Regions from separate parts of the Mus musculus genome. Here region 2 is linked to region 1. A link is a loop called in an ENCODE intact Hi-C map of the cell type or tissue named here. Cell type or tissue: gastrocnemius. All regions are shown on one strand.

The links. Hi-C counts contacts between places; a loop is a spot of excess contacts. Peaks named below come from ENCODE experiments on the same cell type or tissue, not always from the same donor. Only the 100,000 strongest peaks of a DNase experiment are listed, where the experiment ranks them.
Region 2: it touches region 1 in a loop (12-fold over the local background); 24 of 42 quality-filtered maps call a loop at or near these places.

The regions. Positions count from the first base shown.
Region 1 is chr4:100,985,621-100,990,620 of GRCm38, forward strand. Cachd1 (cache domain containing 1) reads left to right here. Exons shown (of 27, transcript NM_198037.1): 20 at 2,462-2,622; 21 at 2,931-3,017; 22 at 3,759-3,875. Among named protein-coding and RNA genes, the nearest start is that of Raver2, 81 kb to the right of the region's middle. In gastrocnemius, CTCF peaks have their summits at 1,788 (motif pointing left) and 2,973 (motif pointing left); DNase peaks (open chromatin) are centred at 2,947 and 4,528.
Region 2 is chr4:100,585,489-100,590,488 of GRCm38, forward strand. No RefSeq gene overlaps it. Among named protein-coding and RNA genes, the nearest start is that of Ube2uos, 60 kb to the left of the region's middle. In gastrocnemius, a CTCF peak has its summit at 2,903 (motif pointing right); DNase peaks (open chromatin) are centred at 2,941 and 3,162; H3K4me3 peaks cover 928 bases; H3K27ac peaks cover 474 bases.

The DNA of each region.
Region 1 (5,000 bases):
TACTTTTTAAGTTACAGCGTGTGTGGGTGCACAGACGTACATAGGACACACGGATAGAGGTTAGAAGACCACTTACAGGAGTCAGGTCTCTCTTTTAGCCATGTTGATCCCCAAGATGGAGCTCAGACTGTCAATTTGGGTGCTAGGTGCCTTCACCCACTGATCTATCTTACAGACCAGGGATAGGTAATTTCTTTTTTTTTTTTTTTAAGATTTATTTATTTTATTTATACGAGTACAGTACTATTGCTGTCTTCAGACACACAGGAAGAGGGCATTGGATCCATTACAGATGGTTGTGAGCCATCATGTGGTTTCGGGAATTGAACTCAGGACCTTTGGAAAAGCAGTCAGTGCTCTTAACTGCTAAGCCATCTCTCCAGCCCAGTAGATAATTTCTTAATGTCTGAAGTTTTCTCCCTAAACGAAATTGAAGCATTCTTGATAGTGAAGCTATCTTAGTCAGAGTTTCTATTCCTGCACAAACATCATGACCAAGACGCAAGTTGGGGAGGAAAGGGTTTATTCGACTTACACTTCCACACTGCTGTTTATCACCAAGGAAGTCAGGACTGGAACTCAAGCAGGTCAGAAAGCAGGAGCTGATGCAGAGGCCATGGAGGGATGTTCTTTACTGGCTTGCCTCCCCTGGCTTGCTCAGCCTGCTCTCTTATAGAACCCAAGACTACCAGCCCAGAGATGGTCCCACCCACAAGGGGCCTTTCCCCCTTGATCACTAATTGAGAAAATGCCTTACAGCTGGATCTCATGGAGGCATTTCCTCAACTGAAGCTCCTTTCTCTGTGATAACTCCAGCTGTGTCAAGTTGACACAAAACTAGCCAGTACAGAAGCTTTTTGCATAATAAGCCATGTCACTGCATGCCCTAGCAGAGAGTGTCTTCCACACTGGACAAAACTCCTCCAGAATCCTCTCTGTGCCACAACCCTGGAATGTGGACTCCTGGTCACCAACATTTTAAGAGATGAATGACATAGACTCTGGTGTGAGTTGGAATAATTTTCCTAAGGTATCTGATACAAATGCAGAAGGATGGTTATAACATAACATTATCATACAGATTTTGAGTTTTTGTGGCACTCCTAGAAGCTGCCCATCACATTTGCTAGCTATGGAATGAAGAAAAAAGGAGGCTTAGTTCAGTTTCAATGTTGCAGAAGCAGGAAGTCAGTCTTCTCTCAAAGAACCTTTATGTTTTAACTGTGTTTTATTCTAGGAAGCAGAAAGGTTTGTTAACCAAAAGAAAAAAGTGTGCAGCTTGTAGCTAATTAGGTTTGCTTTTGAAACAAATTTACTGCTCTGACAAAAGCAACTAAAAGCCCAAGTGTTCGTTCTGCCATACAGCTCAAGGGTGGCATCTACCATGCTGGAGAAGTCAAGGACATAGGGGACTATTATAACTGACCACACTGCATCCACGATCAAGAAACAGTGAGCATAGTTGCATCAACATCTGCTGCTATTCCATCCCCATTCCCCTTTGACACAGTCCAGGATCCATCTAGGGAATGGTGCTACCCACAGTGGGATCTCTCTACTTCAACTAAGTCAAGCTAATTTCCCCACACACTAAGTGATATTAACACTCCCCTACAATGATGTTATCTTTTTTTCTTATTATAAAACTAGTAGCTGGAGAGATGGCTCAGCCGTTAAGGACACTTCCTACTCTGCCAGAGAACTGGGAAGAGTTCAATCCCTAGCACTCCCATGGCTACTCACAGCCATATGGAACTCTAGTTCCAGGGGATCTCATGCCCTCTTCTGGCCTCTGGAGACACATGCATGGTGCACAGACACAGGCAGGCACTAGAGCCATGCACATAACATTGAAAAAAGAAAAAAGCATAATAAAATTATCTATGAAAATTTATATTTATGGAAGTATAGATGAAAAATAATATATACCAACTATTACATGAAAATTATATGGGACTGGTAGAATTACCTGTAATTTTTTTTTTCTCATCCAAGTGAAGAAAACAAGGTTTTTAACAAACAATGCTCCCTAGGCTACATTTTAAACCAAGAGACGTCTCAGTGGTCATGAGCCCTTGCTGCTCTTTCAGAGGACCTAAATTGGGTTCCCAGCACCCGGGGATCCAACACCCTATTCTAGCCTCCAAAAACACACACATATAAAAGTAAACCTTTTAAAAATACTAAAAAATGTTGAACAGTGGCCATGTGATGCTTTAATAATCACAATCTAAACTATTCTGTCTTTTCTGCAAGAACGCTAAGTTGCCAGGTGGTGGTGGCACATGCCTTTAATCCTAGCAATCGAGAGGCCGAGGCAGGAGGATCTCTGAGTTCAAGGCCAGCCTGTGAGAACAAAACAAGTTCCAGGACACCCAGGGCTACACTGAGAAACTCTGTCTTAAAAAACCAAAGAGGCTGAGGCAAGTCTTTGCACTGCTGTCTTTCATCTTTTCCACAGGGGGATTTGACGAACCTTGTGCACGGCAGCCACTGCTCTAAGTACCGCCTGACAAGGATCCCAGGAACCAACGCGTTTGTCGGCATCGTCAACGAGACCTGCGACTCTCTTGCCTTCTGTGCTTGCAGCATGGTGGACCGTCTCTGTCTCAACTGCCACCGGTGGGCTGGATTCTGTTCTTGGACTGTTTTGACCAATGCCAGGCATTTGGAGCAGAAGGGGTGGGGATGTGTCCTGGGGAAGGGAAGTCCAGGTTTACAGGAGCCTTTAGATCTGTGCCGTTCCCATGACCCAGTCACTGTGGCTGCGGGTTCAGGTCAAATGCTATTTAAATCTTCATCCACGGCCTCACTTTCACCGTCGACTGTAAAACTCGCAAAGGATTTTTTTTTTTAATCTTAATCCCCTGGTGTGTGTGTGATATTCTGCTGACATCTACCTCTGACTAGTAATTCTGTTTGCTTTTCAGAATGGAGCAAAATGAATGTGAATGTCCTTGTGAGTGCCCCCTGGAGGTCAATGAGTGTACTGGCAACCTCACCAATGCAGAGAACAGGTAAAAAAAAAAAAGTGTGTGCGTGTGTGTGTGTGTGTGTGTGTGTGTGTGTGTGTGTGTGTTTATGTGTGTGCATGCATAAATTTATATTTGTATGTATGCATGTACACATGTACAAATGTAGGTATGTGTATAAGCTCCATGTTATTATCATGTTTTCTATAGATTTGTTTTGGGTTAAGAGTGTACAAAAGTGCTTTGTTCTAATGAGGAACCTAGTCAGTAAGCCAGATTTCAAATAATGTCTGCCTTGAGGTTCAAATAAATATGCTGTGACGTATTAATAATGCATGGCTGTATTAAAGCTGAGGAGATGGTTCTGTGGGTAAAGTTCCTGTCGTGCAAACATGCGGACTGAGTACAAGTCTCCACAGCCCTGTAAAAGCCAGGCAGTGACATGTGCCTGTAACCCTAACAATCCAGGAAACAGGCAGGACGATCCCCAAGGGTTTACTGATCAACCAATCTAGCCAGATTATGGTGCTGTAACTTCAGGTAGGGGTGTGTGTGTATGTGTGTGCGCGCGCACGCGCATATGAGCACATATATTATTTCTATTGTACACAAATATAAACAAATTAAGCAATCCAATAGTTAAATGGATTGACCCAAGGTCTCACTGAGTGGCAAAGCAACCTATACCAAATATAAAAACTCAGATTTGTCTGACATTATCAAGGACCTAGGTGTTTGGAATTTGGGTGCCATTGACCCTAACCTCCAAACTTGCTTCCTACATAGAAACCCGAGCTGTGAGGTTCACCAGGAGCCAGTGACATACACGGCTATCGACCCAGGCCTGCAAGATGCCCTGCAGCAGTGTGTCAACAGCAGATGTAACCAGAGGATGGAAAGTGGGTAAGAGACCTTCCTGAAAGCTGGGTGTGGTGGGACATGCCTTTAACCCAGCACTCGGGAGGCAGAGGCAAGAGAATCTCCGTGAAGCCAGCCTGGTCTACAAAGTGAGTTCAGCACAGCCAGGGCTACTATACAGAGAAACCCTGTATCAAGAACTGACACACACACGAGAGAGAGAGAGAGAGAGAGAGAGAGAGAGAGAGAGAGAGAGAGGGAGAGACTATCTTGAGATCAGTGCTTAGCAACCCCACTGAGCCTCTGCAGCCAGTGCTTGGTTCCCTATCCTTCATGCTTTAAGGAGATGTCCTTTGTGGGGCGCTAGTATGGTTCTTACACCATGAGCCTTATGTCTCACAGATGAACTCTTTCATTCCCACTGGTTACAGGTATTTGACTCTTGCTCTAGGCTGAAAAGGGCCTCTGCTGTGTGTATGAGGTCATTTTGTTTCAATAAGCAAAGTGCAAGAGATGTTGCAAGGGATTAGGATCTGGGCTTCCAAACAGGACCCAGCAGCCATCAAGGCTTCTCTGGGAAGTATTGCAGAACTCATTAGTTTTCCCTTCTCCGAAAACAGATCTGCTCCAGGGTAGTTCTGAGAACTACCAGCCCTGTGTCCCCTGCAGCAGGCTGCTCCCCTCTGGGTGTTTTGGACTAGGCATGGGGCAGAGGCTATGGCAGACCTGGAGGAGGGAATTCCCTCCCTCTGCCTGCTGGTTACCATGTGGATCAGGCCAAGCGAGGGCACAGAGGGCATGTCAGCCTCGTCTTTGGTTGAGCTGAGGAAAGGGTCACCCAAGCACTGATTAACATGGGTTGTCACGCTACATTTAGGAGCAGGTAGCATTGCCACCAGTGTAATTTTTTAAGAGCCTCACTATGCACGCGGCTCAGGAGACTGGCTGTTAGGAAAGCTCTTTTAAACAGACTGACTACTCTTTTCCTGAATGTATTTGTCTATTATTTCTTCCTTTTCCAACAAAAACCAACATAATGACCACTCACATGGGGCATGTTAGACCAAAACCAAACAACCCTGGGGCCATTTGCCTTTGATCTTCTGAGATGACTTTGAATAAGACCACACTAATTCCCACGTGGAGGTTGTAAGGTAACTCAGAATACTT
Region 2 (5,000 bases), 400 kb before region 1:
TCTTTATCTTGGTTAGTTTGACTAGGAATCAATTGATCTTATCAATCATTTCAACGAATTAACTCTTTTTCTGTCTCACTTATTCATTGTGTTTTCACTCTGCCTCATTAATTTCTGGTTTTTATTATTTCTTGACATTTACTAATTTGAGTTTGGATTCTTTTTTCTTTTCTAGAGATTAAGAATAGGTTATTTATTGGAGAGCACTCTGGTCATGTGTAACTATAAAATTTCCTCTTAGGATTTCCTTGGCCATATCCTAATTTTTCTCATCTATTCTCATTTTCTTTTTACTCTAAGAATTTCCTCATTTAGTCCCTGATTTCCTCAATAACTCATTTCCTAAATGATAATGTTATTTCAAATGGGTAGTATTGGTTGGGTCAGTGAAATGGCTCAGAGGGTAAAAGCGCTTGCTGCCTGAGGTGATGCAGCCCTGACAGCCTGGTTCACTCCCCAGAACTCATGCAAAGGTGGGAGGAGAGAACTGGCACCATAAACGTATCCTCTGGCCTCCATATGCATGCTGGGATACACGTACCCAGCAACACACACACACAGTAAAGCACACACTAAAATGATAAGCAAAATTTAATTTTAAAAATTGTATTGTTGTGCTGGGGTAATGGCTCATGGATAAAGTGTTTGCCATCCAACTGTGAGGACCAGAGTTCAGCTACCCAGAACCCAAAAAAAAATCTGACCAGGCATGGTGTCCGCCAGTAACCACAGCACTTGGGAGATGAAGACAGGGAGGCTTGAAGTAAGTCGACTAGCTAGACTAGCCAGAGTTGGAAAGTTCCAGATTCAGTGAACCCTGATTCAGTAAATAAAGAGAAATCCAGGTCACCTTACAGCAACTTCAAGCTCCTACCTGTGCATGCTCTTACACACGTACACTTGTATTCATACATGTACAAATGCACATGCAGATGCATCACACATGATGCTCTCGTAAAGATAAGTGTGTCGTTTGATTTCCAAGCATCTATACGTTTTCTGAGGTTTACTAACTTTATTGGGTTTTGGTTTTGTTCTTGTTTGTTTGTTTATTTGTTGTTTTTTTATGCTTTGGGCTTTTGTAATTTCTCAATTCCTTTTTGTTCTTGGTCAAATTATTAGCAAGGGTTGAAGTATATGAGGAAATATATGTACTTTCTGCCAAGCCTAAGGGCCTGAGTTCCATCCCTTAAAGACTATGTAATAGGGGAAAGACGAGTCCTGATAATTGTTCTCTGACCTCCACAAGTTCTCTGTAGCATGCAGGTATGTATGTGCACACATGTGCTTGCGTGTGTGCCTGCACACACACACACACACACATACACCAATGTAATTTAAAATTTCTGCCACACTATTCTTCATTTACCTCTGCGGCTTCCTCTGAGTTCAGCTCACTCTTGTTTTCAGTTTGTTTCAAGCAATGCTTGTTTGGGAGGGGTCCTCGAGTTAGGTTCTCACTGTTTGATCTACTTGCATAGACTTAACTTCACCCTCTTGCAACTGGGAGTACAGGTGCATCCCACCGTGCTAGGCTTAACTTACTCCCCCAGCCCCAATTCCTTACACTGGAAGCTGATACCTAAACTGAAGACTTTTCCCCAAACCCAAGAATTTAATCCAACAGACTTATTATCTTTAATCCAAAAATCCTGCCTACTCTCCTCCGCTCCCTGCAAAGTGAGAGCCAACATGCAAACAATTTCCGGTTTTAGGGTATTTCAGATTTCAGAATGTCTTGGATTTGGGGGTTCCTGGTTAGGCCATACTGAAGTTGTAATGGCTAAGCAAGCATTCTGAGACACTTCTGGACTCCACATTTTTGGAAAGGAGACCAACCCTGAGTAAAGTCCCCCTCAGTTCCTCTTGCTTCCCTGGCAATCCAAGGAACTGTTATGTTTCAAATTTTCACTAAAACTAAAAGAGGCCTAATTTTGTTTGTATTCTTTGATCCATGTATTATTTAGAAGTTGTTTTTAGTAAATATTTGGAGATTGCCCAGAGATCTTTCTGCTTTTGATTTCTAAAATAATTCCATGTGGAACGAGAATGTTTCCTAAAATATCATAAGAGTTCTTTCATTACCAAGCTATGGCTATATTTTCTATTTTTAGCTGCCAATGGAAAAATATGTCAAAAATACATGCAAGCTGAAATAGAAACATTTAGAAACAAAACAGTTCTAGTTTGAGAGAATTTCTTACTCTTTACCCCACAGGCAACAGCAGGGGTTGCTGGTGGGGGATTCCAAATTTGGAGTCTGACATCAAGAGCCAGTCACATGCTTGCAAACTGTGGCCAGGGGATAGGAGTTAACCCACTTTCACACTGGTTTCTCTAGTCCAGCAGGATAGGCAATAATGAATGACACCTCAGTTGTTAAGGCTGCTGAGAAGACCAAAAAAAAAAAAATGCACAAATGCATTATAAAATACTAAAAGCAGCGGCGCAGACCTGCAGTGAGCCTTGTGCATTTCATAAAAGAAGTTGTACTTCTGATAATTCATCTGATAGACTATGATAGAAAAATCAGTTTCCAGAGACCTGAATTCAAACCCATCAGCTACACGGATGGCTTTGAAGAGCATCCATACATAGCACTTTGAGATGCATTTTGGTGGGAGATTTTTCTTAAATCTGCCCCTGGGGTGTGACAAGCCATTTAGTTAGGACACCTATCGCTGGAAGGGATCTCTTCGCCTTCACCACATGAGGCGAATCTGAAGCTCAAGTCTACACGAGTGTGAGTTCCAGTTTTGTGACTCACAGACTTCCGAGAAGAGAGTAGGAGAGAAGATGGGAAACTTAACTTCTAAACATCCCCCCAAAAACAGTGGTATCGGTATCACTACAGCCTAAGACAGCTTTAGAAAATCTGCCTTATTGTTCCTACTCCTCTCTCCCTGAAGGTGGCGCCCGTTAGCCGCTGTGCCCGTGCTCAGGCTCTGAGGTTCCCAGAAGCCAAGCACTTTGAAAGGCTGGCAGAAACCAAGAGCATTTATGAGTGGGACCGCTGTGCTTCCCTAGGGAAGACGTTTCCACACCGCGGGAAAGGCTTTCTAAGAGGAAATTACTCTAGCTTAACGATAGTGCTGCTCGGTAAAGTCAGAGCCAACCTGGAGAAGTCAGTCAATCCTGCCTGTCAGATGCCAGAGCCCCTGTGATCCTGCTCAATGACTTCCAGTGCCTAATGCCCGCCCTGGGAGGAGGGGGCGGGAGTGCCCTAGGTACCAACAAGAAAGCTCCCGAGCCTGATCTCCACCCAGAGCGCCTTTGCCTCCTTCTCATTACAGGTTGGGAGACTCTGAGAACACTGACAGTTCTTTTCCCTTCCTTGTCCCTTCCCCTCCCCACCCCCCTTCTCCTCTCCCTCCCTATTACCTTTCCTTTTATTCCCTTCCCTTCTTTCCCATCCCCTCCCTGTCTCTCTTCTCCCTCCCCAGGGGAAAGAAGGAGGAGGGAGAGACGCTCAAATCTTGTACTAAACAGTTCCATAGCTTAACCACCCTTCCAAACCTGTGTTCTTTCCGACTAATCTGATATCCAGATGCCAAAGCAAAGCCCACGTGGTTTGAGGTTTTTATCAGGCACGCAAAGAAAAGCTAGCTCTTGTTTGCTGCACACTGCTCTGCAGAAGAGCTGCAGGCCCCTTTTTGCTTTTATTTGTGGCCTCAAAGTCCAGACCCTCTCCCCTGTTCTTCGTCTTATTTTTGAGTTCTAGAGACCACACTGGAATCCAAACGGAAAGCGATCCCCCTAAAAGCCAAGGATAATTAAATTTACTAATTGAATTTTGTTTCAACAAATACAATTACAACATGCAATATCATCTCCTGGGGCTTTTTACATGTCTCAGGGAGGAGCCCTTGGTAACAGTGCTCCCCTGATAGAGAAAAGGGCTTTCTGCAGAGGAGAAACGGTGTGTCCCAGGCAGGTGTGCTCACAAGCCACTAGCCATTTCTAAGGGAACCTACACACTTAATATTGTCCTGGCTAACTCTACATGTGACAGACAGTTACGTTACAGCAATCTAAAATAAACCCAATGTCAATAGGGAAGGTTATTAAAAGGATATATTTACTTTAATGTTCACCAAGGTTTTAATATCTATGGATCCCCATATTATATGACTGATAGGAACACACACACACACACACACACACACACGCATAGGCACAGAGAGAGAGAGAGAGAGAGAGAGAGAGAGAGAGAGAGAGAGAGAGAGAGAGAGGTAGCAGTCCAAAAGAGGCTTAAAGAGACAGAGATTCATTTTCCTCTCAAAATCAGAAGCTCCAGGTCGCTCCTGCTCCTCTCTTGCTCCCTTGCTTTTCCCTCCCCCTTCCTCCTCCCCATTCTCTTTCCCCCTCTCTCTCCACGTGCTCATGGCCAACCTCTATTCTCTGTGTCTCTCAACTACCCTCTTAACTCCCCTCCCCATGCACTGAATAAACTCTATTCTATACTACAGAAGAAGAAGAGGAAGAGGAAGAGGAAGAGGAAGAGGAAGAGGAAGAGGAAGAGGAAGAGGAAGAAGAAGAAGAAGAAGAAGAAGAAGAAGAAGAAGAAGAAGAAGAAGAAGAAGAAGAAGAAGAAAGAGGAGGAGGAGGAAGAGGATAAGGAAGAGGAAGAAGCAGCTGCTCTGGGTCAGGTGGGGCTGGCCCCACAAAGCTGGTGGTGGGTTGACACTACCAAGGGCCAAGCTTGCTTCTTTTCCACACTTCTGTATGTGGAGTGCTGCCTTTTGTTCCAGTGCCTTTCTCAACAGGGCTGCAAGAGCTCCAGACTTTACCTCTGTTCAAGACTGAGGGGCTAAGAAAGCAGAAAGGATGATGATATTGGTTCCTATTTCCATTTAAAGCAACAGGCTACCGTAAGATGTATTCAACGCTAGAGAGCAAACTTTCCAGGAAATGTCGGCTTCTCTGTTCATCCATTCAGATATTTACTTATTGTGATTCAGGGGGTAGTTTACACCCTCTGCGCTAAAGCAAGGCTATGC